2 separate regions of the Homo sapiens genome follow, and region 1 is linked to region 2. The links are chromatin loops, found by intact Hi-C in ENCODE. Cell type or tissue: PC-3. All regions are shown on one strand. Links, peaks and the distances in the headings refer to the core of each region. The heading gives the core; the rest is flanking DNA. Region 1 holds the start of LOC107986462 (a long non-coding RNA gene). Region 2 overlaps FBXO38 (F-box protein 38).

Region 1 (16,969 bases), core at 6,090-8,589, 59 kb after region 2:
CACTAAGGGAGGACCAGTAATAAATCCTTTCAATAGGGTTTTAAAAAATCAGCTCAGCAGCCGAAAGAAAGGCAGTTTTAAAAATTTGCCCTCAGACCCTCAAGCTGAGTATATAATTTACCCCAAGATGAAGGAAGATGGTGATTGCTTTGACTGAGAAAAAGAAGCATCTCCATAGGTATTTCGAGAGGATAAGATGCTGATAAATGTGAAGAAAAGTCAGTTTCCCTCCCAGACTCTGGGTTGTAAGGTCATTCTCAATCAACATTCTCAGGAAAGAAGTAAGATCCTTTTCCCATTGCCATAGAAATGAAATGAATTCCTAATGACCTCAACATAAATATGCCAATAAGAAAATGCCAACTTTAAACACACATATGTGCATGCACGCACACACATCAGACAAGCTGCAAAGATGCCTTTTAGTAATGGCTCTGAAGCCAAAACCTAGGCAGAATCTCCAAAACCTATTCCCAAGTAGGAAAAGGAGGAAAATATTCATGGCTATAAGCCAAAAATCTTGACACTTCACTTGTCACTATGTCAATGCTTCTAGATAGACATATTGGCATTGATATCAACCTAACTTTATTAGAAGAACCATGATTAATTCACCCACCAAAGCATGTCCAGAAGAAGATGGCCACAATGGAGAGGAAACTTGAGATGTTTCAGTTTATAAAAAAAACTGAAAGGCATGGTGACAGATTACTCTCTTCCAGTATTTAAGGGCTGTCACGGGAAAGTGGGGCCTAACTGCATGGAAGTTGGAGCAGCAACAGGTTTGTGTTCCAAGAAAGGAAAGAAATTCCTTATAATGAGAGCTTCTCCAAAATAAAAGGGCCTGAATTAGGAGGTAGTGAGCTCCTGTCCCTGGAGGTGTATAAGCAGAGAATGACCAACTTTCAGGGATGCAATAGAAGATGCTACTCCTGCTTTGCGTGGGAGGCTGAATCTGACAATGCCTGAAGTTTCTTCACAACTCTGAGACCCTCAAGGCTCTGGCCTCAGCTACCCCCCAACACTGTCCTCCATGTACCTCCTCTGGGCTCTCAGCCCCTACTACCTGATGCCTCACTGGTGGTGATGAGGTTCAGAAGTGATGCCAGGGTGACCTGTTCATGCAAACATGAATGCGAATGAATGGCTAAGTTGTGAGCCATGTCCTCAATCAGAAGCATGATTCCAGGGATTCTGGGTCATTGTGTATGGGCAGTTTCTCGAGTTCCTGATGATGTCCCCTGTGCAGAACGGTGTACCTAGAAAGGAAGGAAAGAAGGCATGAGAATTCAACAGGCATGCTCCAACTGCACCGAAGTCAAGAGCACTCCTTCTACTCTTGACTTCCTTTCTTTGCATACTTCTGAGGGTATGGTGAAGTGGGAGTGGGGATGGGGTGATACTTCATAGAGATAGAAAACCAAATGAACTGCACCCAGATTACTCATATTAAATGTGGAGAAACAGTCCTGGAGGAAACGACAGGCCTAGGAGTGCATAGGGGGTAAGTGGCAGAGCTGGGACAAGAACCCAGATTTCTTACTGCCAACAAAGCCTGGGGTTCTTGTGTCACTCATCAGAATGAACCCTATGTACCACCTCAAGCTGTACCTGAATATGCTATGTCCTATCTACCAGGGATAGTTTTGGGTTCTGACTGCTGATTGAGATGAATAAACCACTCAGAGCCTGAAATACAATGTAACTGTATTTGTTACTTTCATTCCTTTTGGTGCCATTTGGAACAGTAAATCAATTAGATGAATCAAACAGCAAGTTGACACTAAGCATCACAGTGAAATTTACTACTTGACAAGTGTTTATTATTTTTCTGCCGTATCATACAATTGCACTCAATATCTTAATTGCCTTTAAATGCATCTCAATTGCAGGCGAGTCTCATCATCAGTTACCCAGATTCCAGCATCTGGCAGCCATTCCTATGAAATTTCTACAGATTTTAGAAGCATGTTCACCACTCATTTCTCTGAGGCCAGTGTCAAGCACTTTCAGTGAGACAAACAAACAAATACCATTCAGCTATTTGGCATCATATGTTGACAAAACAACTTGGTGGTAGTTTCTCATGACTTACATTGATGCTTTGCTTTGAATTACAATAATTTATTGTTGATTTGTATTGACAAATTGGTTTGTACTAAGCCCTCTCCATAAATTACTTTATTTAATCCCCATAATTGCCTATTAGATAGTATCATTTTCATTTTACATGTGAGCAAAATAACGCATAGTCAAGTTTAGTGATGCCCATGGGAATATAGGTCATACATGAAGACACATCCAATCAAACCCACTCTAGCTCATGCCAATACCCATGTGTTTAACTGGTTCTCACAAAGCCCATGGACTAGGTATAAGTCTAGAAAAGTGGTTCTCAGCAGAGAGCATTTTGTGCCCCAGGGGCCATTTTGGAAGCATTTTTGGTTGTCACTGAAGAGGTAGCTCTACTGGCACCTAGCGGGTAGGGACCGGGGATGCTGATCAGTGTTGTACGATACATAGCACAGCCTCCCACAACAAAGAATTATCTGGCCCAAAATGTCAACAGTGCCAGGATTGAGAAACCCTAATCTAGAATAACTAGTCCCTTTAGCTGGCTAGAAGCAGGTGTTGATTGAAGAACAGGGCCTCAGTGAAGGGCATGAGTCCGAGTTCTCACAGAACCGTCCACCGCAGCTGTTGTTGAGAGAGAGCTAAGCCAAGGGGATGTGACATACAGAACCAAAGCATCTGCTACTACTTGCCAGATAGGTCAGTGTTAAGAAGAATAAAATGGGAAAAGAGATAGAAAGGGCCAGATCAGCCACTATTAACTAGGGTGGCCAGGAAATGTCCCAGTGAGATATGCAAGACCTTAGGGAAGCTAGAGTCCCAGCTAGTGAGTCGTAGATGCTCAGCCTCCAAACCATGCCTTGCGTACTTGGCTTTGCCATTCTGCAAACCAAATGTCTGCTTTGTTGGCTGGCTTCTTGTGCAGCTCCATGAACACAGGGTGTCACAGGGGAGTGGAAGCTGGAGGAAGGAAAGGGGCTCGCTCCTGTGAGCTTTCTGTCTGCTGTGGTTCCTATATACGTCATTCCTGGAATGCTTCTTTACCCCTCAGAGGCAGTGCTTTTCCGGAGCAGCAGCTGAGTCCAGGTTAGTCTTTCTAACTCTTGCAGAACCAGCCTTACAGCAGCCCCTCAGAAACATCAGGTTCATCTGGACAGTCCCTCTTTCTCAAAGGTCTAAATTTCTGCTCAGTAGGGTCCCTATTCTAAGTGTCTAAGTTTTTGTGATTATTTTATCTATTTTCTCAGCCCTAGAGCTAGTAGTTGCTCCCTGCAGTTGCTAACTCCATAATACTGCAGAGCATTCTTTCAGTGTTAACGACTATATGCCTAGTTAGCAATATTTTATGTTAAAATGGTGTTTAAATACTCAGGCCGTTTCTGTCTCCTGACTGAGCCCTGTGAGATATAGTGAGAAACTGAGGCATGTGCCTATCTGGGAAAATAACATTCTAGGTAGAGGGAACAGCAGATGCAAAGGTCCTGAGGTTCGATCCTGCCTGGCATATCTGAAGAACCTCAAGGATGCAGCTGGTTGAGGCAGAAAGAGTAAGGGGAGGAATGAAAGGAGTTGACGTCAGCAAGGCAGCCAGGGCCAAGTGGGCGGGGGTGGGCTTGAAAATCCCTATAAGGCTCTGGCTTTTACTACATGTGAGGGGTCTGAGCAGAGCACCAACATGGTCTGAATGGCCTCTCAGCAGACTCCCTCTGGATGCTCTATTGTGAATATATGGGATGGAGGTAAGGTGTGGACAGTGAGACCAATTAGGAGTTTACAGCAATAATCCAGGTGAGAGAAGACAGTGACTTGGTCCAGGAAGTAGCTGTAAAGGTGGTGAGGAATGGTCAGACTCTGGATATAGAAATATAACTCCCAGTAGCCATTGTCTGATGTATTTAATTCTGCAAAAGGTTTAGCCTTCACAACTTTTCTCAGGCCCTGTCATGTGTGGTTATTTCCCTTTGCCTTGTCTTGTCAGCTAGAGGGCTGCGTTATGCAGAATAGTAACCATGACCCTCACTTGAGTCAAGCAAACCTAGTTCCCATTCAGGCTCTACCACTTGCCAGCTTTGTGACATTTGACAACTTATTTAATCTCTCTATGCATCACTTTCTATACCTCTGTAACTGAGGTTAATGATACCTACCACATAGCTTTGCTCTGTGGATTAAATAACATAATGTAAGAAAAACATTAACACAGAGTCTGCCACATAGTAGAAGCTCAATATGTTGAAGCTAAAATTATTTTTTTTACTTTTTAATCTTAATTTTACTATTTTATTGAGATTAAAAAGTACCACTTACCAACTTTGTGACATTTGGCAAGTTATTTAATCTCTCTATACCTCACTTTGCTCCTCTGCATTGAATGAAGAGTATGTAATGATAATGATGATAATGATAATGATGATGATGATGTACACATAGCCTTAATGGCTTAGAAATATTTTTCTCTTTTATTTCCTTTTTGGATGAAACTTAACTGGCCTCAAGATATAGAAGCCTCCCTGACTTTGCCTTTCCCTTCTCCCTTATCAGAATCACAAAGCCCTCTTTTGGCAAATATGCGTACTAAAGCAACACCAATTGATTTCCCTATCAACAGACTCCTTTTATAATCACAGTTGCTCTGCAGGCCAGGCAAGGCAGGTGATAAGACTGGTATTATACAGAGGCGAGAAGTGAGGCTCATAGCAGCTGAGTGAGTCTCCTGAGTGTCATGACGGGTGAGCGCAGGCCTGGCCAGGACCAAGGTCAGGAACCCCTTCCCCATTGCTCTTGCCCCTGAGCAGCATTGCTTAATGACTTATGTATGAGTCTTCAAACAAGGGCTCAGGACCAAACAGCCCTAGGAAATGGGGCTACGCTTTAGTATCTGAGGTGCAGGGATATCCCTGAAGTGGATGTTTGTGCAGGAGAAAACTGAATGACAATACTAAGAAATCATACACAGCTCAATTTATTAAGACATTAGGATGTGTGCCAGGTACCATTTTTGGAAGTTACATACCTTATTTCATGTATACAATTTACTTTTTATACTCACTAAGTGGCAGGTGCTCTACTTAGACTGTTCTTACAGATTAGAAAACTGAGGCTCAGAGCAGTTACGCAGTTTATCTAAGGTTACAACATGCATGGTGCCCGTACCCTTAACCTCAGAACACACTCCTGAACCTTTGCCCTGTTCTATGGCTAATAGATCACTTTCACTGGCAAGCAATGACACCTTCTCCTACACTGAGTTCGCATGAAAAAGGTATCCTAGTTGAGAAGGCAACCAGACATCTGTGACCACGTAAAAAGATGTACTGCCGTGGAATGCAGGCAACCTCTACAGCAGCCTGCTTTTCACACGTCTCTCCTCATAAGCATCTGTTTCTCATGTGCTAATGAGTCACTTGTCAGGAATAACTAGAAAAGAAGTGTGGGAATGGAGTGGATATTCCAAATGGAGTTTCCCTTTCTCCAGAGGGCAGTTGAAAGGCAACAGCTCTCTGTGGATATGAGAGTAAGCAGATGGGCACGTTTTCCAGTTACAGTTGATCGTTGAACAGTGTAGGAGTTAGGGTTGCTGATCCCCTGTGCAGTTGAAAAATCTGCATATAAGTTTTGATTCCCCCAAAACTTAAATACTGGTAGTTTACTGTTGACTGAAAGCCTTACTGATAACATAGTCAGTTAATGCATATTTTGTACTTATAATAAAGTAAGCTACAGAAAATGTTATTAAGAAAATCATAAATAAGAGAGCATATATTTACTATTTGTAATGTGGAAGTGGACCATCATAAAAGTCGTCATCCTCAGCATCTTCACACTGAGGAGGCTGAGGAGGAGGAGGATGAAGAGGGGGGTTGGTCTTCCTGTCTCAGGGGTGGCAGAGGCTGAAGAAAATCCATGCGTAAGTGGACCCAGACGGTTCAAACCCACGTTGTTCAAGGCTCAACTGTACAACATTTGAGTGGTTCCTCTCACCATGGTATGGTGACTGATAGACACAGGAAGGAGGAACTAGTCCAAGCTTTCCTTGGCAGGAGTCTAGCAGAGGACAGCACATCCCAACTGGAGTCTGGCTTATAAAGACATACCCTGGGTTTGAGTATTCCCAAGTCTGCATGATTCAAGCATATATTTTTAAGTTGGTATTTTCACTTTGGTAATAAATAAATAATAGGAGCAGATCTGGGGTCATCTGGTTGGCCACCTTATAAACTTACATTGCCTTGTGAATTCAGAGCTCACAGTTGCGTTCATGTACACACCGCTGTTGCTGGCTAACTTTATGCACTGTCTCTAACTGGAGGGTGCAAACCTCCAGCAGTCTGTAGGCCCATTCATGGGGATCTAAACATCCTCAATTTGGGAAATATTGAGAGAAAAGAAAGCACAGGGTACTGCAGGCAAACCGAATAGCATTCAAATCCCAAATTACCATCTACTAGTTATGAGGCATGGTCAAATAAGTTACTCCCACCTCCTTGACACCTTTGTTGTGAAAGTGAACATCTACAAATGCCTTAACAGAAGGGCTGGGCACACAATGGATGCAGTAATCTTCACTGGTAAGTAAGACGAGATTCAGAAAATGTGAGTTTCCTAGGCTCAAAGAAATAAATAAATCCGGAATCATTAAGAATACAGGTTCTTGAGGCAGAATGCCTTGGTTCAAATCCTGGCTCTGCCATTTACTAATTCTGTGAATTATCACAAATGTTCTGGCTTGTTGTAGACATTAAATGAGATAATGCACATATAATGTTTATTGGAATAGTGCCAGCCAAAAAGTATTGCTCTTATCTGATGATTGAGGTAGAACTTGAACTCAGTACAAAATTCCCAATTCAGTGCAGAAATCCTTTCCTCAGTAACTGAACAAACGTTTATTCACTTGTTAATTGATCACAGAGCTAAGGAAACCTTAACCCTGTGATCAATTAAGGTCACTTAGAGCAGCTTGGATTTGGGAACTAGTAGTACAATAATAGCCCCCCTCTGCCTGCCTAGCCTGGCATTATCTGTAAATGGCTTTACAAATTAACAGCTCTGGAAAGAGACAATCATCTGTCAGAGTGGCAAAAGTCTCCCTGTTCCATTTGGTGCGAGATCTTACTTGCCTTCTCACAGCTGCTTTGGTGGTAAGACAACTCTAGATGAGTGGGTATACCTGGGCAGTTTCACATCTAATTAAAAAACACTGCTGTTTCTCAAGCAACAGCAATGCAAGCGACAACTCCCTTCAAGCTGGGTTGCTTCCCCCATTTGCATTAATTTACTCAAACATGACGGGAGCCACATTAGATTTGGTAATTACCTGAGTCTACAATTCATTCACTGAGCAATTAGCATCGCACTTAGAGCAGCCTGGATGTGGTAATTAGTAGCGTAATAATAGCCCCCTCTGCCTGCCCAGGCTGGTATTATCAGGAAATGATTAGACTTTATTATACATCACCCCAGCCTTCTCCTGCAAGGCAGTGTTCACAAAGACTGGGTGAGGAGGGAGGTTTGCTAGATGTTTTAATCATCAAAATATATTATATATTAATATATATTTAATATATCATTAAAATATATTTTAATATATCATTAAAATATATTTTGATATATCATTAAAATATATTTTGATATATCATTAAAATATATTTTGGTATATCATTAAAATATATTTTGGTATATCATTAAAATATATTTTGACATATCATTAAAATATCATATATTTTGATATATCATTAAAATATATATTTTGTTATATCATTAAAATATCATATATTTTGATATATCATTAAAATATTAAAATATATTATATTTTAATATATATTTAATATATCATTAAAATATATTATATTTTAAGATATATTAAATATATATTAAAATATAATATATTTTAATGATATATTTAATATATCTTAAGATATATTAAATATTAAATTAAGATATATTTAATATATATTAAAATATATTATATTTTAAGATCTATTTAATAGATCTTAAAATATATTATATTTTAATATCTATTAAATAGATCTTAAAATATAATATATTTTAATATCTATTTAATATATCATTAAAATATATTATATTTTAATATCTATTTAATATATCATTAAAATATAAAGTGCCTTGGTTTAAAGAGATTCAACCCTAAGGCAGTTTCACAAAAGCCAGAGCTCTGTTAGCTGGAAACAAAGATTTTACAGTTGGTATTTTTTCCATGAACACAAATCCTAGACATTTATTCATCCAGCCACTTATTTACTAAAATTTTTTTTTTTGATTGCTTACAACAGTCCAGGCACAGTGCCATGCCTTGGACATATCAGAGTGGAGACACAGTCCCTGTCCTCATGGAGCTAGCAGTGTAGTGTGAGAGACCACAGCCAGCTATAAGATTATAGCTACAAGTAGTGTCAGGAGTGAGAGGTATTTGGTGATGCTATGAGAGCATGTCAGAGGGGGGATGAGATCTCGGTTAGTGTGTCAGGGTTCTGTCACTGAGGAAGCGACAGGAGATGAGAACTGAAAATTGAGTAGGGGCTCACCAAGCCAGGGTGGGGAGGATGCAGGCAAAAGGACCAGCAAGAGCAAAGGCCCACAGTCCTGGGGGCAGGCCCATGTGGTGAGAGGGGAACAAAGTAGGCATCAGCCTAAGATGAGGGCACAAAGTCAGCAGGGACCCACCACACTAAGGACTGTTGTCCTCGTCCTAAAAGCAATAGGATGGCAGCCAAGTTCATGAGCAGGGGAGGTTCCTGAAGATTTTATGTTTTTAATGAACATTCTGGCTGTGGTGTGTTGAATGGACTAGAGTGAGGTTGGAGTGAAAACCCAGGGGTAAATTAGGAGGTGTATTAGCTTCCTGTTGCTACTGCAACAAATTACCACAAACTTAGTAGCTTCAGGTAACACAAATTTATTATCTCGCATTTCTGGAGCTTAGAAGTCCTGTATGTTGGTATCAGTGGAGGTATTGAGATGTAGTTGGATTCAGGATATAGCTTCAAGGTAGAGCTGACAGGATCTGCTGATGCATTGACTGTAGGGGCAGTGAGGACATTCCAGGCATGGGCATGGAGTTGGCATGACTGTAATTGATAGACTGTTAGAGACTCTGAGTGGACAAGTATATGAGAGATAAGAACTCGAGGGGGGAGGGCAATAATAGGGGACCTCTCAATTTTGTGAGTTTCACCTTCAGGAACTCAACCAGATTTCACTGTAAATATCTGAGAAGAATCCCCTCATGCTTCTGACAGGGAGGAGGGAAGTAATTATTTTGAAATATTCCAGAGCATTCTGTTCTTAATGAGGTCTGCCTTCAGGAGAAATATGTAGCAAGCCTAACCTATGAGAATTTTATCTAGCCCAGCTGACCTTGGGGGAAGGGAAATATCCAACTCCAGCCCCCTTAAGCCACCCAAGAACCAAAGGGGGTGACAAACTAAGAAGCACGTGTGAAGTTCACTCACAGCCCAGAAGCACAGGATCTCTAGAAGACAGAGAACTAATCACAGGACTACAAACCATTCCCCTCCCCGCATACCTTAACACCATATGGGTAAATAGTGTGCCTGTTTACTAAAGTGTCTTTACCAAAGACATCATGTGTAGCTATCAAGAAAAAATTACAAGGCATAGTAAATGGCAAAAAACAAAACCAAACCAAAACAAACAAACAAAAAAAACCACACAGTTGGAGAGGCCAGCTTAAGCATCAGAACCAGAATCAGATATGGAAGGGACATTGGAATTATCAGACTGGGAACTTAAAACAACTGTGATTAATATGCTAAGGGTCTAATGGAAAAAGTAGATGACATGCAAGAACAGATGAGTAACGTAAGCAATGAGATGGAAATTCTGAGAAAGAACCAAGTAGAAATGTTAAAGGTCAAAAACACTGCTGCAAAAATGAAGACTGCCTTTGATGGACTTATTAGTAGACTAGACATGGTTGAGAAAAGAATCTGTGAGCTTTAGGATATCTCAATAGAAACCTCCAAAATTGAAAATAAAAAAAAGACAGAAAAAAAATACAGAGCACAGTTTCCAAGAACTATGGGACAACTAAAAAAAAAAGTGCACCACAAGTATACAAGAAAAAGAAAATAGAAAGAAACAGAAGAAATATTTCATGGAGAATAAATAATCATGGAGAATTTCCCTGCAAATGAATGTCAGATGCCAAACTATAGATCCAGGAAGCTCAGAGAATACCAAGCAGGATAAATGCCAACAAAATTACAACCAGGCATTTCATTTTCCAACTAAAGAAAATCAAAGATAAAAAATTCTGACAAAAAGCCAGAGTGGAAAAATACTTATAGAGGAGCAAAGATAAAAATTACATCCAACTTCTCAGAAACCGTGCAAGAAAGAAAAGAGTAGAGTGAAATGTTTAAAGTGTTGAGAGGAAAAAAAAATGGCAACCTGGAATTCCAACCCTGTGAAATTATCCTCCAAAAGTAAAGGAGAAATAAGAACTTTCTGGGACAAAAAGAAATTGAGGGAATTTGTTGCCAGTATACCTGCCTTGCAAAAGGAAAAAATCTTCACAGACATTATTTAGATGGAAGGAAAATAAATAGGCCAGATTCTCAGTTTTACATAGAAAAAGGAAGAGCATCAGAGAAGGAATAAGTGAAGTAAAATAATAGCTTTTATTTTTCTTATTCTTAATTGCTCAGGTAGATAACAGATTGTTCAAAATAATAATAGCAATAATGTATTAATTATGCATGCTTTTATGCTCCTCAATGGAGTTACATCCTGATAAATCCATCATAAAGTTGAAAAATTGTTAAGTTGGACCATCATAAGTTGGTGACTATCTGTACATATGTTTATGTGTAAATGAAATGAATGACAGCAATGAAATAAGGGATGAGAAGAGGAATTATGATTATTTTGTCATTATAAGGTATTTGTACTACCAAAAAGTTGTATAGTATCATTTGAAAGTGGACTTGGATTAGTTATTAAATATGTTTTCCCAACTCTAGGGCAACCACTAAAAAAAGTAAAAATAGAAGTTAAACTGATATGATAGAAAAGATAGAAAATAGAATAATATAAAATGCTTATTTAAAACCACAAAAGGTAGAAAAAGGGTAGAAGGCAAAAATAAGAACAAAGAACGAGGGCAACAAATAGAAGACAAAAAATTAATTTAGCTTTTTTAAGAATCACTTTGAATGATAATTGGCCTAAATACACCAATTAAAGGACAGAGATTGTCAAAATCGATCAGAAGTAAGACCAAACTATATGTTGTCTACAAGAAACCCACTTTAAATTTAAAGACATATAGATTAAGAGTAAATGGATGGAGAAATATATACCAAGGTAATATTAATCAAAAGAAAATGAGAGCAGTTATATTAATTTTAAACAGAACACACTTCAGAGCAAGAAAAGTTATCAGAGATAAAGAGGTGCATTACGTAATAATAAAGGTGTCAGTTCTCCAAGAAGACATAATAATCCTTAACACTGCATACACATAAGAACAGAACACCAAAATACAGGAGGCAAAAACTAAGAAGTGCAAGGAGAAATAGATAAATTCACGATTATAGCTGCAGACTTCAACACTTCTCTATCATAAATGAACAGATACAGAAGGCAGAAAATTAGTTAAGGGCATAATTGAACTCAACAGTACTATGAATCAGTAAAATTTATATCAATAGACTACTTTACCTAACGATGCCAGGATAGACATTCTTCTTAAGTTCATATGGAACATTTACCAATATATTACACATTCTACATAAAACTTACCTTAACAAATGTAAAAGAATAGAAATTACACAATGTCTGCTCTCAGGCCACAGTGGAATTAAAGTAGAAATCTATAACAGAAAGATAGGTGGAAAATTCTGAAATACTTGGAGATTCAGCAACACACTTCTAAATAACATATGGATCAAAAAAGAAATCTCAAAATAAGTTATAAAATATTTTGGACTAAATGAAGAAAGATCTAAAATCAGTGATTTAAGTTTCTAATTTAGGAAGTTAGAAAAAGAAGAGGAAACTAAATTCAAAGTAAGTAGAATGAAATAATAAAAATTAAGGGAGAATTCAGTGAAATTGAAAATAAGAAATTCATAGAGAAAATCAATAAAACAAAAAGCTAGTTCTTTGAAAACAATAAAATTGATACATCTCTAGCCAGTCTAAACAGAAATGAAGAGAGAGAGAAAGAACAAAAATTATTAACATAAGAAATGAAAGAAGCGACATCACTATAGACACCATGGGCATTAAAGGGATAGTCAAGAATAATCAAGTACTACAAAATATGCCCACAAATTTGATAACCTTGATGAAATTGACCAATTCCTTGAAAGACACATTCTGCTAATACACAAGAAGAAATAGACAATATGAATAAGCTTATATATATATTAAAGAAATTGAATAAAAATTAATAACCTTTCAAAACAGAAAGTACCAGGCTGAGATGGGTTCACTGGTGAATTCTGCCAAACATAGAAGGAAGAAATTATACCAATTCTCTAAATCTGTTTTAGAAGATACAAGCAGAGAGAATACTTTCTGACTCATTCTATGAGCATTATCCTGTACCAAAACCAAAGACATTACAAAAAAACAAAAAACCCTATAAATCAATACCTCTTGTGAACATAGATGCAAAAATCATCAACAAGATATTAGCAAATCAAGTCTAACAATGTATACACAGAATTGCCCACCCAACTAAGTGGAATTTATCTCAGGTATGTAGGGCAAATACAACTTTTGAAAATCAATTAAGTAATCCATCATATCAATAGGCTAAAAAAGAAAAATCACATGATTATATTAATAAATGCATAAAAAACATTTGACAAAGTGTAACCTCAATTCATGATTTAAAAAGCTCTCGGTAAACTAAGACTAGAGGAGAACTTTATTAATTTGATATCGAAAATCTACACAAAACCCACAGCTAAAACCAGGCTTAATGGTGAGAAACTCAATTATTTCCCCTAAGATCAGAAAGAAGTCAAGGATGTCCGCTGTCACCACTGCTTTTGCTTTGCTTTGCTTTTCATTTCTTTTTTTTTCTTTTTTTTTTTTTTTTTTTTTTTTTGAGACGGAGTCTCACTCTGTTGTCCAGGTTAGAGTGCAGTGGTACAATCTTGGCTCACTGCAACTTCCATCTCCCGGGTTCAAGCAATTCTCTTGCCTCAGCCTCCCAAGTAGATGGGACTACAGGCATGCACCACCATGCCCAGCTATTTTTGTTTTTTTTTGTATTTTTAGTAGAGATGGGGTTTCACCACGTTGGCCAGGATGGTCTCCATCTCCTGACCTCGTGATCCACCCAGCTCGACCTCCCAAGGTGATGGGATTACAGGCATGAGCCACCACACCTGGCCTGCTTTTCAAGTTTGTACTGGAATGTTGTAAAATTGTAAAATATGTACAAGATTTATATGAAGAAAAGTACAAAACTCTGATGAAAAATATCAAATACGAACATAAATGGAGATATATTCCATGCTCATGGATAGAAAGGCTAAATATTGTCAAGATGTCAAGGCTTATAATTGATTTATAGATCTAATGCATTTCCAATCAAAATCTCAGTGAGGTTTTTTTTTTTTGTTTGTTTTTTAACAAAGAATAACTAATTCTAAAGTTTATATGAAGAGACAAAGACCCAGAACAGCCAACACAATATTGAAGGAGGAGAATAAAGTCAGAGGACTGATACTACCCAACTTCAAGACTTAATATAAAACTGCAGTAAATGAAGCAGTATAGTTTGGCCAAAGAATAGACAAAGAGATCAGTGAAACAGTATAGAGAGCCCAGAAGCAGACCAAGGTAGATATAGTCAACTTATCTTTGACAAAGAAGCACAGGCAATACAAGGAAGAAAAGATAGTCTTGTCAACACATAGTGGTAGAACAACTGGACATTGACATGCAAAAAAAAAAAAAAAAAAGAATCTAGACACAGACCTTATATCTTGCAGAAAAATTAACTCAAAATGCATCATAGAGCTAAATATAAAATAAAAACCATGACAATTCTAGAAGATAGCTTAGGAAAAAATCTAGACAACTGTTGGTTTGGTGACAACTTTTCAGATATAACACCAAACGTACAATTCATGAAAGAAATAATTGATGAGGTAGACTTTATTAAAATTAAAAATTTTGCTCTTTGAGGTTAAGAGAATGATAAAGCAAGACATAGACTGGGAAAAAATATTTGCAAAAGACATACCTGATACCAAAGGCATACTATTATCCAAAATATACAAAGAACTCTTAAATTTCAATAATGACAAAATGAACAACCTAATTTTAAAAATGGGCCAAAGACCTTAACAGACATCTCATCAAAGAAGATATTTAGATGGCAAATAAGCAAATGAAAAGATGCTGCACATATATCATCAGGGAATTGCAGATGGAGATGAGACACCACTACAAACCTATAAAAATAATCAAAATTCATCATACTGATAGCATCAAATGCTAGCAAGAATGAGGAGCAACAGTAATTCATACAAAATTGGTTGGAATGCAAAATGGTTTAGCCACTTTGGAACACAGTTTGTCTGTCTTTTTACAAAACTAAACATATTGTTATCATACAATCCAGCAATTGAGCTTCTTGGTATTTACACCAAGGAGTTGAAAATGTTGATGCAAAAACCTGCACACATGTATACAGGAGCTTTATTTGTAATTGCTAAAACTGGAAAGCAACCGAGAAATTTTTAGTAGGTGAATGGATAAATTGTAGTGCTTCTGACAACGGAATATTATACTGTGCCAAATCGAAATGAGCTATCAAACCATGAACAGACATGGAGGAATCTTAAATGCATATACTAAGTGAAAGAAGCCAATCTGAAAAGTTTATGCACTGTATTATTTCAAAAATATGACATTCTGGAAAAGGTAAAACTATGGAGAAAATAAAAAGATCAATTGTTGCCAGAGGTTGGGGTGGGGGAGGAGGAGGAAGAGATAAACACGCAGAGCACAGAGGATTTTTAGGGCAATAAAATTATTCTGTAAAATACCACAATGGCAGATACATGTCATTATGTGTTTGTCCAAGCCCACAGAATGTACAGTACTAAGAATGAACTCTAATGTAAACTATGGACTCAGGGTGATAATAATGTGTCAATATAGGTTCATCAGTTGTAACTAATTTACCACTCTGGAAGAGGATATTGACAATGGGGGAGGCTGTGCCTGGGGTAAGGAGGCATATAGGAGATCTCTGTACCTTCCCCTCAGTTATGCTGTGAACCTAAAACTGCTCTAAAAAGTAGTCTCTTTAGAAAACTTTTTTAAAAAGTACCTTATTTAGTCACGATCAATTGTTTAAGAAGTATGAAGGAGTCCACCACTTACAGCCAAGGAGATAAAGAAATGAATTGGAGCACTGGGGGTAATCCAGATGAGAGGACTTCTAAGAATCACAGTTATACTGGGTGATTTCAGCTCCATCGCAGTGCTCATCTCCCACAGGGCTTGTGAAGGCCGTGCTCCCAGAACAGGGAAGAAGCCAAACCCATCATTAAAACATTTAAAAATAGAAAATTAAATAAACCACTGAAACTATATTAATATGGGCTCTGCAGTTCTGTGCCAACAATTGTGCACCCTTAACTTTGTCCTGTGAGGACAGAAGTATAAACAGACACTTAAGGATATTTTGTATAAAGAAATAAATAGGCAGACACAGACAGACTCACAACAGACAGTGACAGACTTACAGAGCACTTTCAGAGTTAGACAGGAACTGGTCTATTGCAGAAGAGCAGGAGGAAGCTGGAGACAGGGGAACAGCCACTTTTAGTTGAAACAGAAAACAGCCACAGATGAGGGAGAGCCAAGCAGAATTTGGGAAAGAAAAAAGAAAAAAAAAACATAGAGATTAGTAGACACATGATCTCAGCCTAAATAAGCTTGCCAATATTCTTAAAGTGCTTTTAGAGGAGGATAAGGAGGGGAGCATAATTATTGCACAACATGGTTATGCCACAGTGTACGTCTAAAAAGCACACTTAAGTTAGTGTTTCATCTGAGTCTTGCAACAACTTGGGATGTTCACAGGACACATTACTACCTTAATTTACCAAGTAAGGAAACTCAGCCTCTTCTTCCCTCCTGTAGCTAATCTCCATGATATGTCTATGTTGAAGGATCTTTGAAAATATAGTTGAATATATATGGCCACTTCCTCCATATAGTCATCTCTGACCGTCTCAATGTGATACTCCCTTTCCTTCTTTTAAACAAACAGCACTTTCTGCTTCTGCAATTCATTTAACAATACAAACCGCTGTGGCTTGTTAAATGCAACTGCAAGTGAATTGAAATAGCACGTTTTCAGATAAATTACAGACCTTTTGGGGAAAGGAGCCATGACGTACTCATTCAGCACAGTTAGATATGTCACTGACCATTAACTGAGCAATGGTGGCTGAGAGTTAAATGTCCAGAATTCTAATCCCAGCTCCATTACTAAGTAGCCTTGCAACCTCAGTCCTCCCTACGGTTCAGTTTCCACATCTACACATAGAGACATTACCAGTACCCTCTGTCAGAGTGTTACAGTGAATAGCAAATGAAGTAAGTCATGTTCATCATATATAAATAATTCCTGGTATAACATTTATAAATATCAGCTAGCATCATTTTAATGCAACTTTAAGTTAAATACATGATTAAGTGGTCATTTAGACCTCCAATTTTTTCTTCCTTCAACTTGATTTGTCTTGTATTTCATTAGCCTGATGATATGCCTTGGTATCCTGAACTAACAAAGCTCTCTTAGTGTTACCATCTGAAAACTACGTCTATTTTATGAAAATTTCCAATTTCATAATTCATAAGCCAGTGTGAA
Region 2 (16,969 bases), core at 11,993-14,492:
TATCCCTGCTTCACACTGGTACATCCTGCCTCTGTGACTTTGGACAAGCCATCTAACATCTCTAGGCCTCACTTTCCTTATCTGTAAAACGAAGGGTTGAGCTGGATGATTCCTAGGCCTTTTTCAGCACCATCATCCTGTTGGGGGGTTTTTGTTTTGTTTTGTTTGTGTGTGGTTTTTATCTGAGCAGTTTGGTTTATGTGGTGTGGTATTTCTTTAGACAAGAGAGGCTGTCCTGGTCAGTAGATACACAAGATAGTCTATGATGTCAATTAAGGTCTGTGAGGTCAAATTAAGTGATATGCAAGATTACTTTGATATGAGCAAGCTGAAACCAATAGAAACTAAAGAAAGGCATGAGAAACTTGAAGGGCAGGGAAGCCCTTGACCAGATAGGATCATTGAGAATATAGGGAAGTTTCAAGTGAGAGGGGGTATTTTTCACGAGGGTAAAGAAAAGTAATTTGAGTTTGGGATGGGAAGGAGATTTGAATTGACGAGATAGGAGAACACTTTTTGGAAACAACTCTGGTTTAAGAATGTGCTTGCAACACCAAGACAAAAGTAATGCTTCCTGTGGCTAAGGTCAGCTAAGCAGGCAGCCACAGAGTGACTGTAATATACCAAAGGTGGCCATAGACCACTGCATGGGAGCCTAAATTAAATGGACCATAAATCCTAATTGGTGAAGGTAGGGTGTGGTCAGATGCAGTTCTATCAGAGCATCTAGAAGCCTTTCTCCAAGCACTAGGGCATTGCTCTGGAATGCAGGAAGACAACCACAGTGACAGAGGACTGACTTGATGATAGAATGTTTACTGTAACCTGGGAAGTCTGTATCCCAGCCTGAACCTTGACACTATTTAATCTTGGGCAAGTGATTTGTCACCTTATCCTCTCTGGTTCTGTTTGTTCATCTTAAAAATTTGGGATCACTAGATGAGCTTCGATGTCTGTGAATATGAACCCCCTGAAATCGTGTATGTATTTCTGCTTGCATGAGTCTGGAAAACGGATGTGCCACTTTCATCGTATTCTCAGATGGGTTTGTGACCCACAAAAAATTGAGAACTGTGTGATTAGGTAGTGTCTCTGGTCCTCTTCAACTTTTAACATTCTGGGATTCTGTAATTCTGTCATTTCTGACATTTCCTTAAGGTTCAGAGTCTTAGGGTCTAGAAGTTGCTAAGCCTATAGGTAACACCTGGTACCGCAAAGTATAGTCTTTATATATAATACTCTCCTCCTTATTTATTCAGGCATAGCTCAGAGATACTGCAGGTTTGGTTCCAGACTACTGCAATAAAGCAAGTCACAAAGTTTTTGGTTTCCCTGTGTATATAGAAGTTATATTTTACAATGTAGTATAATCTATCAAGTGTGCAACAGCATTATATCTAAAGTAATGTATACGCCATAATTTTAAAGTACTTAATTTAAAAAAAATGCTAACAATTAATCTGAGCCTTCAGCGAGTCATAATATTTTTGTTAATGGAAGATCTTGTCTCTGTCTTGGTGGCTGCTGACTGATCAGGGTGGTGGTTGCAGAACATTGGGGTGGCTTGGCAGTTTCTTAGGACAACAGTGAAGTTTGCCTCATTGATTGGCTCTTCCTTCTAGGAAATATTTTGTTGTAACATGCGATGTATGATAGCATTTTACTCACAGTAGAACTTCTTTCAAAATTACATTCAGTTCTCTCAAACCCTGGTGCTGCCGTATCAACTGAGTTTATGTAGTATTCTAAATCCTTTGTTGTCATTTCAATAATGTTCACAGCATCTTCACCAGAAGTAGATTTCATCTCAACAAACCACTTTCTTTGTTCATCTATAAGAAGCAACTTCTCATCTGTTCAAGTTTTATCATGAGATTGCAGCAATTCAGTCACATCTTCAGGCTCTACATCCGATTGTAGTTCTCTTGCTATTTCCTCCACATCTGCAGCGACTTCCTCCACTGATGTCTTTTGTTGTTTATTATTTCAATCCTGCTCCTCCTATAACCACAGAAGTCTTGAATCCCTCAGAGTCATCCATGAGGACTGGATTCCAAACTCTTGTTAATGTTGATATTTTGACCTCCTCCCATGAATCACAGACGTTCTTAACAGCTTCTAGAATGTGTATCCTTTCCAGAAGGTTTTGAATTTAGTTTGCCCATATCCATCAGAGGAATCACAGTCTATGGCAGCTATAGCCTTAGGGAATTTATTTCTTTTTTTTTTTTTTTTTTTTGAGATGGAGTCTAGCTCTGTTACCAGGCTCGAGTGCAGTCGTACGATCTTGGCTCACTGCAACCTCTGACACCCTGGTTCAAGCAATTCTCCTGCCTCAGCCTCCCAGGTGGCTGGGATTACAGGCACATGCCACCACACCCAGCTAATTTTTGTATTTTCAGTAGAGATGGGGTTTCACTATGTTGGCCAGACTGGTCTCGAGCTCCTGACCTTGTGATCTGCCTGCCTCGGCCTCCCAAAGTGCTGGGATTACAGGTGTGAGCCACCGGGTCCAGCCAGGAAATTTGTTTCTTAAATAATATGACTTGAAAGTTGAAAGTTCTTGATCTAGTTGATCTATTAGCTGCAGAATGGATATTGTGTTAGCAGGCATGGAAACAATATTAATCTCCTTGTGTATCTAATGGACCTCTTGAATGACTAGGTCCATTGTCAATGAACAGTAATATTTTAAAAGGAAACTTTTCTGAGCAGTAGATCTTAGTAGAAGTCTTATTTAGTATACTATACTGTAAACAGATGTGCTGTCTTTCAGGCTTTGTTGTTCCTTTTATAGAGCACAGGCAGAGTAGATTTAGCATCATTCTGAAGGGCCCTAGGATTTTCAGAATGGTTAGTGAGCATTGGCTGCAACTTCATGTCACCAGCTGCATTCTCTAACAAGATAATCAGCCTGCCCTTTGAAGCTAGGCATTTACTTCTCCCTAGCAGTGAAAATCTGATATGGAATATTATTCCAATGGAAGGCTGTACGTACTGAAAATCTGTTGTGTAGTGTAGCTACTTTCAGCCGTTATCTAAGTTAGATCTTTTGGATAACTTGTTGCAGCTTCTCCATCAACATTTGCTGCTTCACCTTGTGCTTTTCCGCTATGGAGACAACGTCTTTCCATAAACTCATGAACCACCCTCTGCTAGCTTTCAACTTTTCTTCTAAAACTTCCTCACCTCTCTCGGCCTTCATAGAATTGCAGAGACTTAGGGCCTTGCTCTGGATTAGTCTTTGGCTTAGGGAATGTGGCTGGTTTGAACTTCTGTCCATAAAACTCAGACTTTGTGTATATCAGCAATAGGCTGTCTTGCTTTCTTATCATTTGTTTATTCACTGGAGTAACAATTTTCTCAAGAACTTTTTATTTGTGTTCACAACTTAGCTAATGTTTGGCACAAGAAGCCTAGCTTCTGGTCTGTCTTGGCTTTCAACATGACTTCCTCACTAAGGTTAGTCATTTCTTGGTTTTGATTTAAAGTGAGAGATGCTCAACTCTTCCTTTCACTTGAACACTTAGAGGCCGTTGTAGAGTTCTTAATTGGTCTAATTTAAATATCATTGTGTCTCAGGAAATAGGGAGGCCTAAGGAGAGGGACAGAGATAGGAAGAACAGCTAGCCAGTGGAGCAGTTAGAACGACACCATATTTATCAATCAAGTTTGCCATCTTATACAGCATGGTTTGTGGTACCTCCAAAACAATTAAAGTAGTAACATCAAAAATCACTGATCATAGATCACCGTAACACATATAATAATAATGAAAGGATATGAAATATTGTGAGAATTACCAAAATGTGACACACAGACATGAAGTGAGCATGTGCTGCTGGAAAAAGGGCACCAATAAACTTGCCTGACGCAGTGTTGCCACAGACCTTCAATTTGTGAAAGACACATTATCTTTGAAGCACAGTAAAGTGAATCACAATTAAGGTATACCTGTATTCACCTGTCCCTCATGCTCCATGACTTCTCAGCAAGACTTCCTCCAAGTCATCTTTCTCTAATGCCGATAACTGGACTTTCCCCTCCTTTACTCTTTCTTTTTTAACCTACTACTGCTTTGTACGTTCTCTGCATTACTGAGTTTCTCAAGTGAGTTGAAGGCAGGGTGTTTAGTGGCAAGTGGTATTTTGGAGGTAGGAGTGAGAAAAAAACACAAGGCTAGTGATGGCAGTTTTCTCCTCACTTTCTTTGGTTCCTCTTCCAACTAAAAAGAAAAGCAAATAAGAGAAAGGGTGCACATTAAAAAGGGATACCGGCCGGGCGTGGTGGCTCACGCCTGTAATCCCAGCACTTTGGGAGGCTGAGACGGGTGGGTCACTTGAGGTCAGGAGTTCGATAGCAGTCTGGCCAACATGGTGAAATGCCGTCTCTACTAAAAATACAAAAATTAGCCGGGTGTGGTGGCATACGCCTGTAGTCCCAGTTACTCGGGAGGCTGAGGTGGGAGAATTTCTTCAACCCAGGAGGCAGAAGTTGCAGTGAGCCAAGATCGCGCCATTGCACTCCAGCCTGGGCAACACAGCGAGACTCTGTCTTAAAGAAAAAAAAAAAAAAAGGTACCATCACCACTTACTTGGGACTTGTGGTGTGTGAATTTCAAGTGTTCTTTCTCATATAGGGAAACCAGGTCCCTATTCATCAGTACCTGAGATGAAATACTCAGCATAGCCCAGCTGGGTATTTCACTTAAATGAAGATGAAGCCAACTTTAGCTGAAGCAACTTTGTTGTCCTTTATCAAGACTGAGTAAGGGTGGGGGAAAATAAAATATTTTTTGACCGAGGAAGCTTTTTATCTCCTGAACATTTTCAGAGACATCTACTTGGACTTGAGAAGGCTGCTAGATTTCTCCAGGCTATAAGTCCTGTCAATCTCCTATATATAAGATAGAGATGTTTTCTTTTACCCTAGTGTTTATCTCCACAAGTTCCTTCCCCACGATAGGCTTAGGGTAGGGGCCTCACTATTCACCTGCCTGGTAAGAACTAAAAGACCCAAGTCTTCAATTCTAGCCGTGATGTAAGAAACAGGAATAGTTTTACCTAAAATTTTGTCAGTCCTGCTAATTTAAAATTTAGGCTTTTTGCTAGTTAGTGTTAAAGGATATTGTAGGTTAAGAAGGTTTTTGTCAGCTTCCTGGAGATCTAACCTCAGTATAATATTGTATAACATCATTTCTGTGAGTAAATATTTGTTAACTCTCAATAAGTGGAGTTTTATAAACTCAATGATATTTAAGGTGCAGGGTATTTAGTCTAAAAATTTACGTATAGTTTGTGCACTAGGGCTACTAAATCTAATTCACACAAAAGCACCACATTGCAGAATCCTAAGGAACAATCAAAGGTGGAATCAGTAGAGGAAGGTGTTATTAGGTGGTGTGAATTTGAGGAAGAAAAAGGAGGAAGAAGGGATTAAAAAAAAGCTTTTTATTAAAGGAATAAAGAATCGAGCATCATCTCGATGAAGGATTGTCAAGATTCTTAAAGCTGAACATGTGCTAAAGTATAACAACTGGTGGATTGGTCTGAGCATCTAGGTAATTTGTGGGTGGATTAGTCTTTGCTGGTTAATCGTCCTGTTGAGGCTTTTACATGCTACAGAGTAGCTGTTAGGTGTGTCACTGCAGTAAAATCTGATTGCATTATTGTCTAGGTTATAAGTTTGTTGCTGAGATCATTGAATGCTGTGGTAGCAAACGTCTCATAAGAGCATGAAATGGTTTTTAGCAGCAGCCTCGAAGCTACTGGATGTATATAGAATAATGGAAAGACTGGTGGATATTCATACATTAGATATTTGAGGATATATTGTGAGCAAGGACTTGTTGTCACCTAGAGGCAAGATTTTTTAGCAGAAACATGACTAATAAATCACTACACAAACTGCTGTGGAAGCATATGTTAAGTCCCACAGGGAGCTCAAATGAAGGAGTCAGTAGGGGAAGCTTTTACAGAGGACTTACATTTAAGCTAGATTTTTACAGGCAGTTTTCTAGGCAAAGTAGGGAAAAGAAGGACATTTCCAGTCAGAGTTAAAAGCATATTAGGAATGAAACACCAATGGTTGTTTGGGGGAACTAAGAAGATACTGGTCTGCTAGAGTGAGTATACTGAGAGCAAGTGGTAAGGATTGGAAGAAGATAAGATTGGAACATCTGGTGTTTTGAGATTAGATTGGAAATATTTTATCCTCTGAACCAGGATTCCTTGTAGGCCGATTGTTTTGTTTTGCTTGGCCATGTATATTGTACTTCTTAAAAACAATCTGAAAATTTCAAATGATGGAGAATAATATGAAGTGAAAAGTAAAAGTTTTTTTCTGCTTTCCTAAACCTCTGTTATCACTCCTCAAAGGTTACCGGTTAATATTTTGTTGTCTTCTTTCATAAAATGTTGTATGCAGACACAGTATATTTGTCTTTTTTATCATACTTTTTAAAAAAAGTTTTAGGGGGTAATCTTTTTAATTTTTAAAATTATGTTGTTGTTAGAATCATACTTTAGATGTAGTCTGTGTTTTGCTTTTTTCACTTAACACTATAAATCAGGAGACTGTTTTAAAAAGATAACTGGCTTCAGTATAGAGTATAGCATGGTAAGCATTTATTCAATAAATTACTTATGGCAGGCATAGTGTCTGCTAAGCTTTTCCTCGACCCTGAGGATACAGTGATGGGTATCATTTAGGAAGCCATTTCCGTAGTGCACGTGAATGTTAATGGAGTCCCAAAAGGTAATGGGAATGGATGTAAGAACTGTATTGAGATAAAATTGATAAAAATAGCCCATCAATTGTCTGTGGGAAATGAGAAATCAGAATATATTTAGGATGATTTCAAGGTTTACAATTCAGGAATTCAGTAAAACACATTAGGGAAATAGGTGTGTTTATTTGTATATATCTGTGTATCTTTGTTTTGGGGAGGGGGAGGGTTCGTGATATGAAGGAGTTCATTTTGAACATAGTGTTTTTGAAGGATGTTCAAGTTATTGAGGTGAAAATTTCTGATAGGCAGAGGAAATAAAGTTCAGAGCTCAGGAGAGGTAAGAAGTAGAGTTGGAAATTTTTTCTTTTTTTGCTTTTCTTTGTGTGTGTGTGTGTGTGTGTGTGTGTGTGTGTGTGTGTATTTGTAATAGCTAAATCCTTGGGAATGAGTACAATTGCCCAGGGAGAAGAGGGCTCGAGGATAAATTAGCAAAGGAGACTGAGCAGTGGTCATAGAGGAACGACAAGAATCGAGAATATCACTTTCGGAGCCAAAGGATGAGAGGGTTTCAAAGGAGTGGTCAGCGGTGTCCCATAATACAAATGGGTCAGATGGGGAAGCACTGGAAAGAGGCTATTGGATTTGTTGACTACATGTTCAATGTAACCTTAGAGGTTTCAGGAGCTATCATAAGATGGAAAGATTCATTTGGAGGAGGCAGGGCAGTAAACAAGAAAAGGTGGGCAGTGGTTAATCAGAAGCAGGTGAGTTTATTTATAGCTTTTCTTTTAGCTTGGGCAGTTCTGAGTATGAACTTTATTTTTCCGGAGGCCTCTTAGCCAAAATGTGATAGACAACATAGGAGTAAGCTTCTGAGAAGTTAAGACACATGTCACAAATTCAGGGTAGCATAGCCCATATACCAGTCCACACACATTGATTTCTCTGGTTTCTCAGGCCGTACTGGTTAGAAACAACAGAAGAGGGGTGTGTGTGTGTGTGTGTGTGTGTGTGTGTGTGTGTGTGTGTGTGTGATGAGAGGCAAGCATGCTGACAGCCTCAAGAAGTAAATAGCACATAACCTTTCAGTGAGGGAAGAAGAGACCAGAACACACACACACAGGCAGAAGAAATGATGAAGATTTACTTAGCCTAGTAGAGTGTCCATTTACTGCTGAGGCAAAAAAAACCTCAGGAACTGCATATACTTAAAGTACCCTCTGCCCACCAGGTGCCTTTCTCCTAGTGAGTTCTTTCCTACTTTTTGCAGTGTTAATTCCTGCTCTCCCTTCAGTTATGGGCTCAATTGTCTTTCCCTCAGGAGAACCATTAGTGACTCAGGCCCCTTTGTTATATGAGGCTTCACAACTGTGTTTACTGTCTTTGCAGCAGTTATCTCCGTGTGCAATTCTGAGCTCATTTGCGTGGTTATTTAATTGTGTATCTCCACTTAACTCTGGGCCGTTTGTTTACAATGGGCCCAGAGTACATAAGTGGTATTCAAAATAAATGTGCCAAGGCATATTTAAATGAATCTGAATGCACCTCTTTTCAGCTGTCATCCTGTGCCTCCTCCATCTACAAAGCCATTAATATAAAAGAGACCAATATTTCCTATAAACTTCCCTATATCTGTACCAACATTATTAAAATATTCCTAGACAATTTGACAATCAAGGTGTTAACTCCACATGCTGATCAATAGAACAGAAAACCATCTGGGTGCTCATGCAACCCATTTTCTCCCTGCTTTCCCTCTCCATTCCTCCTCTCTCCCCTCTTTTCTTTCTCTTTTCATCCTTCTCTAAAGCTTATTTTAAAAACAAAATATGCATGTGATGCAAAAGTGAAATACCATGTCAATATTCACAAGAGAGGGAGAAGGGATGTTTCATTCTTTCTCTGAAGTTGTATATAAGCTTGTGTTTATTTTTTAGGAGTTCTCTAGTTTTTATCAGATTCACAAAGGGGTCCATGACTAATCTAATCTCTGACTTTATAGGTGAGAGAATGAAGAATTTTAAAGATTGATGCAAGTTTATAGAAATAATTTGGGGCAGAATCAAGATTAGAACCCAAGAATCTCTTCTCCTTTCCACTATGTTAGGGTCAGTCCTAGAAAGAACCACAAGCTCCTGGAGCTGGAAGAGGTTTTGATTCCTCATTTAATGATCACACGTTACATATGAAGAAATTGATACTTGGAGAAATTGAGTGAATAAGCTAAGAAGCAACAGTACAAATTAAAGCACAATACTCATGATTCCTGGATTTTTGCTCTTTCTAAGTAATGCATATTTATATTATCTTCAGAAGTTGATTATCCACTCATCTTGAGAAAAAGATGTTCTGTGCTTTTTGCACAGAACAAATTAATATTTTTATTAATTTGAATGTGATGTGTACCATTATGATACCTCTGCTTGTGTGTGTTTGAAAATAAACATTGTTTAACCTGGGTTTTAGTAGGGGGTGTGTTTTTTTAGTCTACTTCGTTCTGTTTGCTTTTCAGGTACTTTGAACTCAAGTAAACAAAAGGGAAGATTTTCTCGTTGATACTGGAGACTGCACAACAATGGGGCCACGAAAGAAAAGTGTGAAAACATGTATCATGAATAATGAAATTCCAGAAGAAATGACAGCAGATGAAACAAAGGACTATATGAATCAACTTTCACATGAAGTACTTTGCCATATTTTTAGGTAAGATTGTGTTTGGTTGGCTTACCTGCCTGGAATGGATAAGAGCAAACCCTGAGGCAGTGCTGTCTAATGTGGTAGCTACCAGCTACATGCAGCATTTACATTTCAATTAAGTAAAAATGTAAAATTTAGTTCGTCAGTTGCACTGGCTACATTTCAAGTGCTTAGTAGCCATATGTGGCTAGTGGACACGGTGTATAGGACAACAGAGTATAGACAAAATATTTCTTTTGTCACATATAGTTCTGTTGGACAGCCTTTCTCTAGACTGTTAACATTTCTAGGCTTCTTGGGATTTTTATTGGCTAATAGATTTGTTGACTTTTGTTACTGCATTATAACAGTACTGTGTGTTTACACTGCACAATATAAGGCAGTGTTTCTGACTTTTTCTGACTACAACCCACAGTGAGAAACATAACATGTAAGTGATTGTAACTAAGTTTTCTGAGATAATACCCATCATAACTAAATGCAGTGCATACATTAAAGTTGTTTTATGATGAACACAACACAAAAAGACTTCTAAAAAAATTATATTTTTACCCAAACCGCATTATAACAACTGTTTTTTTTTTTTTAAAGGGAAAGCTGTCATTCTAGTTTCCACTGCTCTCTTCTTTCAATTATTGTCCTTATTTATATAATTCAAATAAGCAAATTCTAACATACTTTGTCTCTGAAATTAGAGACCTGAGTTTGAATCCTGGGTCTATTATTTGCTAGCTCTAGACTAATGATAGACATAATAGCAATATTATTAGGATTCAGTGAGATAATGCATTAAACACTTAGCAAACTGAAGCATAAATGCTTGGTAAATGTTAATGGTTATTCTGCTTTTTTTCATATTGCTACATGGTCTTCATAATTTTTTTTTTACTGCTTACTATTCTATGGAATGTATAAATAACATGGTACTTATCATTTCCCTTGTCTGACATCTAGATAGTTTTCAGTTTTTCTGTTTTCTGCAATTATGGTTGCAATAAACTTCTCTAAGCATCTGGATTTTCCATTATTTTAGGTAGTTTACCTATGAAAAATTTCCATATATGAAGTTCTTAGGAATGTTTTGAATTTCTACAAATGAATATTTGCAGATTATGAAGTTTTAAAATAGCAATAACAGTTATTTTAGGAGATCCTAAGCACTGTATTTTTTTTTCTAATATAAATGTGTATGTCATTATTTCCTGCAGTTCGTTATTCTGTGACACATTGTAGTTTTTGCTAGTTCAGTTCTGTCTGGGATTAGAAGACCAAATTAAAATGATAGATTTTTTTTTTACAGAACAAAATGATATTAACGTTCATCTGGCAGAAAAAAAGTCTGTCAGAATAGCCAAAAATTTTCAGAAAAAGAGTCTTGCAACTACCAGATGTTCAATTACATTCTAAAATGTTTTGGAAAAGAAAGCTGGACAGTTGGGTAAAGGAGACAAACATAGGCTCCATTCAAATACATGTGGAGATCTAGTTTATGACAAGGTTGTATTCACATCAGTGAGGAAAAGTTGGGTGGACTATTCAGCAATGATGTCTCAACCTACAAACCATTTGGAGAAAAAAATAAAAGCACATTTTTATCTCATGTCTTACAGCTAAATTCAAAATGGGTCAGTGAATTAAACAAATCCTTCAAAATTCTTTAAGAACACATAGGTAAAATTGCATCTAGGGATAAAGTTGGATAATGCTAGGATATATTGTGAAAAAATTGGACAATATATAATATGTATATATTTTTGAGACAGAGTCTCACTCTGGCTGGAGTGCAGGGTATGACCATGGCTCACTGCAACCTTGAACTCCTGGGCTTAAGCAATCCTTTTGCCTTAGGGGCGCACACCACTGCGCTTGGCTAATTTTTTCATTTTTTGGTAGAGGCAGGATCTTGATTTGTTGGCTAGATTGGTCTTAACTTCTGGCCTCAAGCAATCCTCCCATTTTGGCCTCCCAAAGTGCTGGAATTACATGCATACACCACCACACCTGGCCATTGGACCATAATCTAAATTGAAAATAGATCATATAACATTGTGCAGTTCAAACAGAATATTCAAATGGAAAGGGTAGAATCAAGTCAATATATAATGGTAGTTACAGTGGAGAAAACAGCATTTGACAGCACGTAGAAAGAACCATGAACTTAGTTCTTGAACTTCATGTGTTTATTCTAAAAACAAACAATTTTGTTTCATTTTTTAGTCTTCTAAAATTTTGATTTGAGGATTCATTGTGGTGGTGTAGTAACTACATAGCATGTCTTCATAAAACAAGAAAAACTATGGCCTTCCTTAAAAGAAACCTAATCTTTGCTGTCCCTGCTATGCTCTCTTTTCTAAAGTGTTATATTTGATCTGTCTTCTGAACTCTAGTCCTTTGACTATATAACTATGAAGAAAAAATATGCTACTTCTTAGGGAAAATATGATGTAAAATAATCTTGATTTTGTGATTATTGGTCTGTTTGTATTTAAAGGGAGTAGAATTTTAACCTAGGCAAATACATTGGATAACAATATTTAGGAGAAAAATATTACAGTGGCAAAATTTATTTAGAAAGCAAATTTAATGTTTTTCATTGTTTATAAAATGTGTTGTCATGTTTCTGAAAAATTCTGCTTATAATCTAAGTTATAGAGTAAATTAAGTTATGGCTAGCAGTGATGATTTATTTTGTATAATATTTGATTTAAATCATTTTAAAGGGGTAAGAAGAGGGACGAGAAGTAGAAAAAATAAATGGATCTGCTAAATATTCAACAGGTATATGTGGACTTTTCTTTTAGAATTAGCAGTGTTGTTAAGAGTTAGTGTCAGACAAAACTGTGTTTGCCATTCCTGACCCTTTCTCCCTCTTACCTAGCCATGTGACATTTTGCAGGTTTAATTCTTCTGAGCTAATTTCAGCACTTATAAAATGGAGTAATAATAGTGTATACTATGTCAGTGAAGTGCCAGCAGATAACAGAAAATACACTTACCTGGAATTTGAAGATAATTTAATGAAGGGACTATTTACAGAGATGTAGATGGAGTTTAGGGAACAAGTAAGGGATGATGAAGAATTTGTCTAGGGGATTAGCAGCAGTAGAAAGGCAGCATTGCCACCTGGAGCCCTCCAGCTGGTGCATCTCATTGGCTAAAGTTAACAGCCAGAGAGGGGTAGGGAACACAGCAGGTCAGAGAGGGGGAGATAAAGGACTGGGAGAGAGTTGTATGCCAAACAGGAACCAGCTAGTTACCTCTTAAGGTTGTTGTGAAACAATGAGTAGAATGTGACGCAATACAGGTTCAGTAGGTAAAGGTAGCTTTAACTTTTCAAAACATTTAATTAATCTAGGCATGTGTGGAGGGGTCTTAAGAGAAAAATAGACCTTTCAGAATATATAACAGAACAAAAGTCAGGATTAATTGAAAGTTTCAGGAAAAGATAATAAAGAAGAATGGAAAAGAGGAAGTTGTAATTCACATGAGGTGTCTTAATACTTTACGCAATACTTTTATCAGTGTATGTGACCTTAAAGGTTAAAAAAAAAAAAAAAATGGGAAAAGAAATTGTGTACTATATGACTAGTATACATATTTGTTGATGGAGAAGATAGTAGAGTTTGCAGGAGCAGGATGGTGGAGTTGAGAGGGAGCAGAATGTCCCTGCAGGAGTAGATTCTGTAAAAGATACGAAATAATATTGTGCATGTTCAAATTGAGTAATTCTCTCTGATCTTTCTCAGGTTCCTTTCTCATCACATCTTGAAAAGCACTGTTTTTTTTTTTTTCTTCTTTTCTTTGTTTTTCTGGTTTGTTTTTAGATTTTCTTTGTCCATGAAAACTCAAAAGAAGAAAGGCAGGTTTTATCAAATGACCTGTGGAGGGAGCTCAATACCTTATTTGGATACTCAACTATTTGCTGACTTACCTTTGTAGTAAAAAGCTGTATGACCGTATGTGTGGTAGCTTTAAATCTCTGTCTTAAGATCTTATTTCATTTGAGTGGTAGGAGATTGGAAGAAGGAAAAAAAAATAACTTACTGGTGAGAAGTAATACTTATCCACTTGATAAATACGAGTTTCTTTCTCTCACAAAGGTACCTCCCTCTGCAGGATATCATGTGTATGGAATGTCTTTCCCGGAAGCTAAAGGAAGCAGTGACCCTATATCTGCGAGTTGTGAGAGTTGTAGATCTCTGTGCAGGGCGGTGGTGGGAATACATGCCAAGTGGTAAGTGGATTTAGTCTGTGAAGTACAGTAGTGTCCTACTGGAAAGTAGTAACAATGGTTTCATAAAAAGTTACTTGTTGTCTTGAGAAAGGCAATCTAAGTCACCTTGTAGGCTGGCAAGATTTTGTCTAAATTATTTATGTTGGGTTTTAGGTTGTAAAATGCGTTTTACCTGAGGCTTTATTGTTTTAATAGTCTGCTCTTTTCATTTCCTGTCCTTAAGTAACTATATCAGCCTGTTCCACACATCTGTGATTGGAGAACATGAGCCTTTGGTTAATTGAGTATATGTGTATCACATTAGACACTGTGTGTCCTTTACTGTCTGATGCATGTTTTCCGGTGAATGGTAACAGTTTTCATCATAGATTTCCTCTGCAACTAAACTGCACCCTTTAGTTAAATAAATACTTGCCATTTTTGTAGAATAGGCCACAGAACTCCAATTTCTTTAGAAGACCTATAGTAGGTCTTGGAGATTCTCGAATAAGCCACTGACTGACCTTACAGGTGAAGAACTCAGTAGCTTCCTAACCACAGCAAATTGTTCCCAGTTGAAGAGACCACCTGAAAAGAAAGTTAATGGCTTTAGCTAAGCAAAGCATACTTGAAAGAGTTAAAATAAAAGGCAATTAAGGCTTCTTTTCACTTAACGCCAATCCATTAATTGGTAAAATTTAGTTACTATTGTTTTGCAATTATGAATCTGTCTTTTAAAGTCATCCTTTTTCTATGATGTCCAGATTATGAGACTTCGAAAATGGGATAAGGCTGAGAGGGGAACCAAAAAATAAAAATAAAAAAAAAAGCCTTAATAGAAGTGAAGGGCTGGAGGAGATAATTGTCTTGTTCTGTTCTATAGAACAGAACAGATTAGCTCTGGAATACTGGAATTGTGCAGGTGGATGCTGCATCCTTTCAAGAGAGTCATCAAATCAGTTGGTAACTCTTATCAGCTGGCCATAGTAGTTATCAATATATACTTTCTTATAAAGAACATTGCAAACACCTGAGGCTGGAGCTTATTAATAGGTTTGTGGGAGGCAAACCACGGTTACTTTCAGATATTTAATAAAAGCCATTCTAAGGGCAAAAGCCTCATCTCATCTTGTTTCAGAATGATCCTGTATGTCAGGAAAGAAAAAAAATTAGGGCAGTGTGAAAATGATTGTCTTATTCCTTATATTAGATTTACTTTTGCAAAGGTTAGGCCAGCTGGAATTCTGAAGACGGGATTAACACAGTATATAAAGACAGGATGGCAGAACTCCCATGTGATATAGTCTTACCATTAACATCACTACCACTTACCAATTAGAGAAGAATTTGACTGCATGTTGCTGACTTTTAGGCTATGATAAATAACCTGTGAGCCCAAGGCTTCCCATCTTTGCAATGAATGTAAAAGAGAGTTGAAGCAAACAGTCTCTAGCCTAGGATAAGATCACACTAACCTTGCTCACTAATGCCACCTTGGCCTATTATCTGGCATTTAACTCAGATCCTTTATATAATAGTACTTTATGGTTTACGTATATGATCTCTTTGGATTCTCACTCCATCTCTGTAAAGAAGATAGAACTTTCCCCATTTCTCTCGTGGGAGGCAACATGTATGACAAAAGAGGATAAACATTGCAGGGGTTACACTTGGTTTTAGATTCCAGCACTGCCATTTGGAAGCTCTTAAACTCTCTCAACTTCATTTTTTATGCTTGTATATGGGGTGATAACCTTTCTGATTTGGTTGTGAGAATAAATGAAAAAAAATGATTAACACATTGAATCGTTCAGTCATTAAAAGTTACTATACAAGAAAGTAATAAGAACTGTTATTATAATTAGAGACCAAGTAATCTCTGGTCTCTCCTTACTCTTCACTAAAGTTAGCATGTCTGGACTTTACATGTTAAATGAGATAACTTAAAAATAAAACAACTTTCAAAAAAGTATGTAAGACTTAAATATTTGGGGCCTACTTTTTGTTCTTGACAGTTAATGTTTTTCTTTGTCATTAATAAGCAGACAGTTGGCTTTCTGACCACTTTCATTAAAAATAAAAAAGCCCTTGTAACAGATTAAAATAGGATCTATATGAGACTTGTCTCCCCACTTACTTAACCAACAGCTCCTGCTGTGGAAGTAACCTGCCTCTCTCTGTTCCCATCTTGTTGATTCCTACTATGGTCTCCTGGATAGATAGCTTCCTATCAACAGCATACCCTGAGATTGGATCACTCTGGTTCTCTTAGCTAACTTGCATCTGTCTTTTTCAAAAGAATTAATTGTCTAAAATGGCGGGGGAGTAATAGTTAAACATATGACAGAGTATCAGAGTAATTATTAGAAAATGGATAGAATAATTTGAGATAGGAATTAGGTCAGAACTGTGAGCTTCCTAACGATGAGGATCATATCTTATTTATATTTTTAGTTATGTGTTCTATAGAGTCCTGAAGGTTTTACAGACGAGAGTACCCATGGGGGAGGAGGAGGGTGGTGGTGATCAGGTGGGTGGTCCCACTCCATCCACCAAATAGGTCCAAGTTATCTGGGTTAAAAGTGTGTTCTTTGTTGAAGATTTCTATGCCTTAAAAGCAACAAAAACCAAAAAGTCAATAATAAAAGCCTCCTCCATAAAGTATTAACTTAGATTAAGTGGAGTTTCTGACTCATTTCCTCTGTTACTAAAGGAGTATATTTTCTGTTATGTTTATTCAGCTTTAGTGTTAGCTTTACGGAAATTTGAAGAGGAAGTCTTTTTTAACTTTTGGTAAAAATCACGAGTGCCTAGTAAATGTTAATGAACAGAAAGATGAACCTGGCTCTAAATACTTCTGAACTTCTCAGGCTTTACAGATGCCAGTTTTCTAACACTATTAAAGAAGATGCCAGATGTTGAACAGCTATATGGCCTTCACCCTCGATACCTTGAGAGGCGAAGAGTAAGGGGCCATGAGGCTTTTAGCATTCCAGGAGTCCTAGAAGCTTTGCAGGCATGCCCAAACTTAGTGGTGAGTGCACCTGGTTGAACATTTTGGCATCAACTGTTTATGAAATAATAGACCAAAGAATGATAGACGTGTTCACTCACATGCAAATCTCATCTGTCACAAACTTTTAAGTTCCATTGTGTACTTAGCATCTTGTGGTACATAAAGCTTTGGATGCTAAACTAAAGTCTTTTCTTATGCTTGCTTTGGCATTATTTTCTAGGGTGTGGAAACTTCTCATTTGGAGTTGGTAGAATCCATTTGGACATATATGCCCCATGTTCATATTTTGGGGAAATTTCGTAATCGTAATGGA

What was found. Peaks named below come from ENCODE experiments on the same cell type or tissue, not always from the same donor. Only the 100,000 strongest peaks of a DNase experiment are listed, where the experiment ranks them.
Region 1: it touches region 2 in a loop (12-fold over the local background); 4 of 110 quality-filtered maps call a loop at or near these places.

What each region holds. Positions count from the first base shown.
Region 1 is chr5:148,450,014-148,466,982 of GRCh38, forward strand. It overlaps LOC107986462 (a long non-coding RNA gene), which reads left to right and starts at 2,817. Exons shown (of 4, transcript XR_001742935.2): 1 at 2,817-3,159. It also overlaps a transcript of HTR4 not described here. In PC-3, for the core only: a CTCF peak has its summit at 7,435; no DNase peak of the experiment used is centred there.
Region 2 is chr5:148,385,472-148,402,440 of GRCh38, forward strand. FBXO38 (F-box protein 38) reads left to right here. Exons shown (of 22, transcript NM_205836.3): 2 at 9,243-9,433; 3 at 13,528-13,661; 4 at 16,511-16,674; 5 at 16,877-16,969. The coding sequence starts at 9,306. Among named protein-coding and RNA genes, the nearest start is that of FBXO38, 10 kb to the left of the region's middle. In PC-3, for the core only: a CTCF peak has its summit at 13,328 (motif pointing right); no DNase peak of the experiment used is centred there; H3K27ac peaks cover 1,558 bases.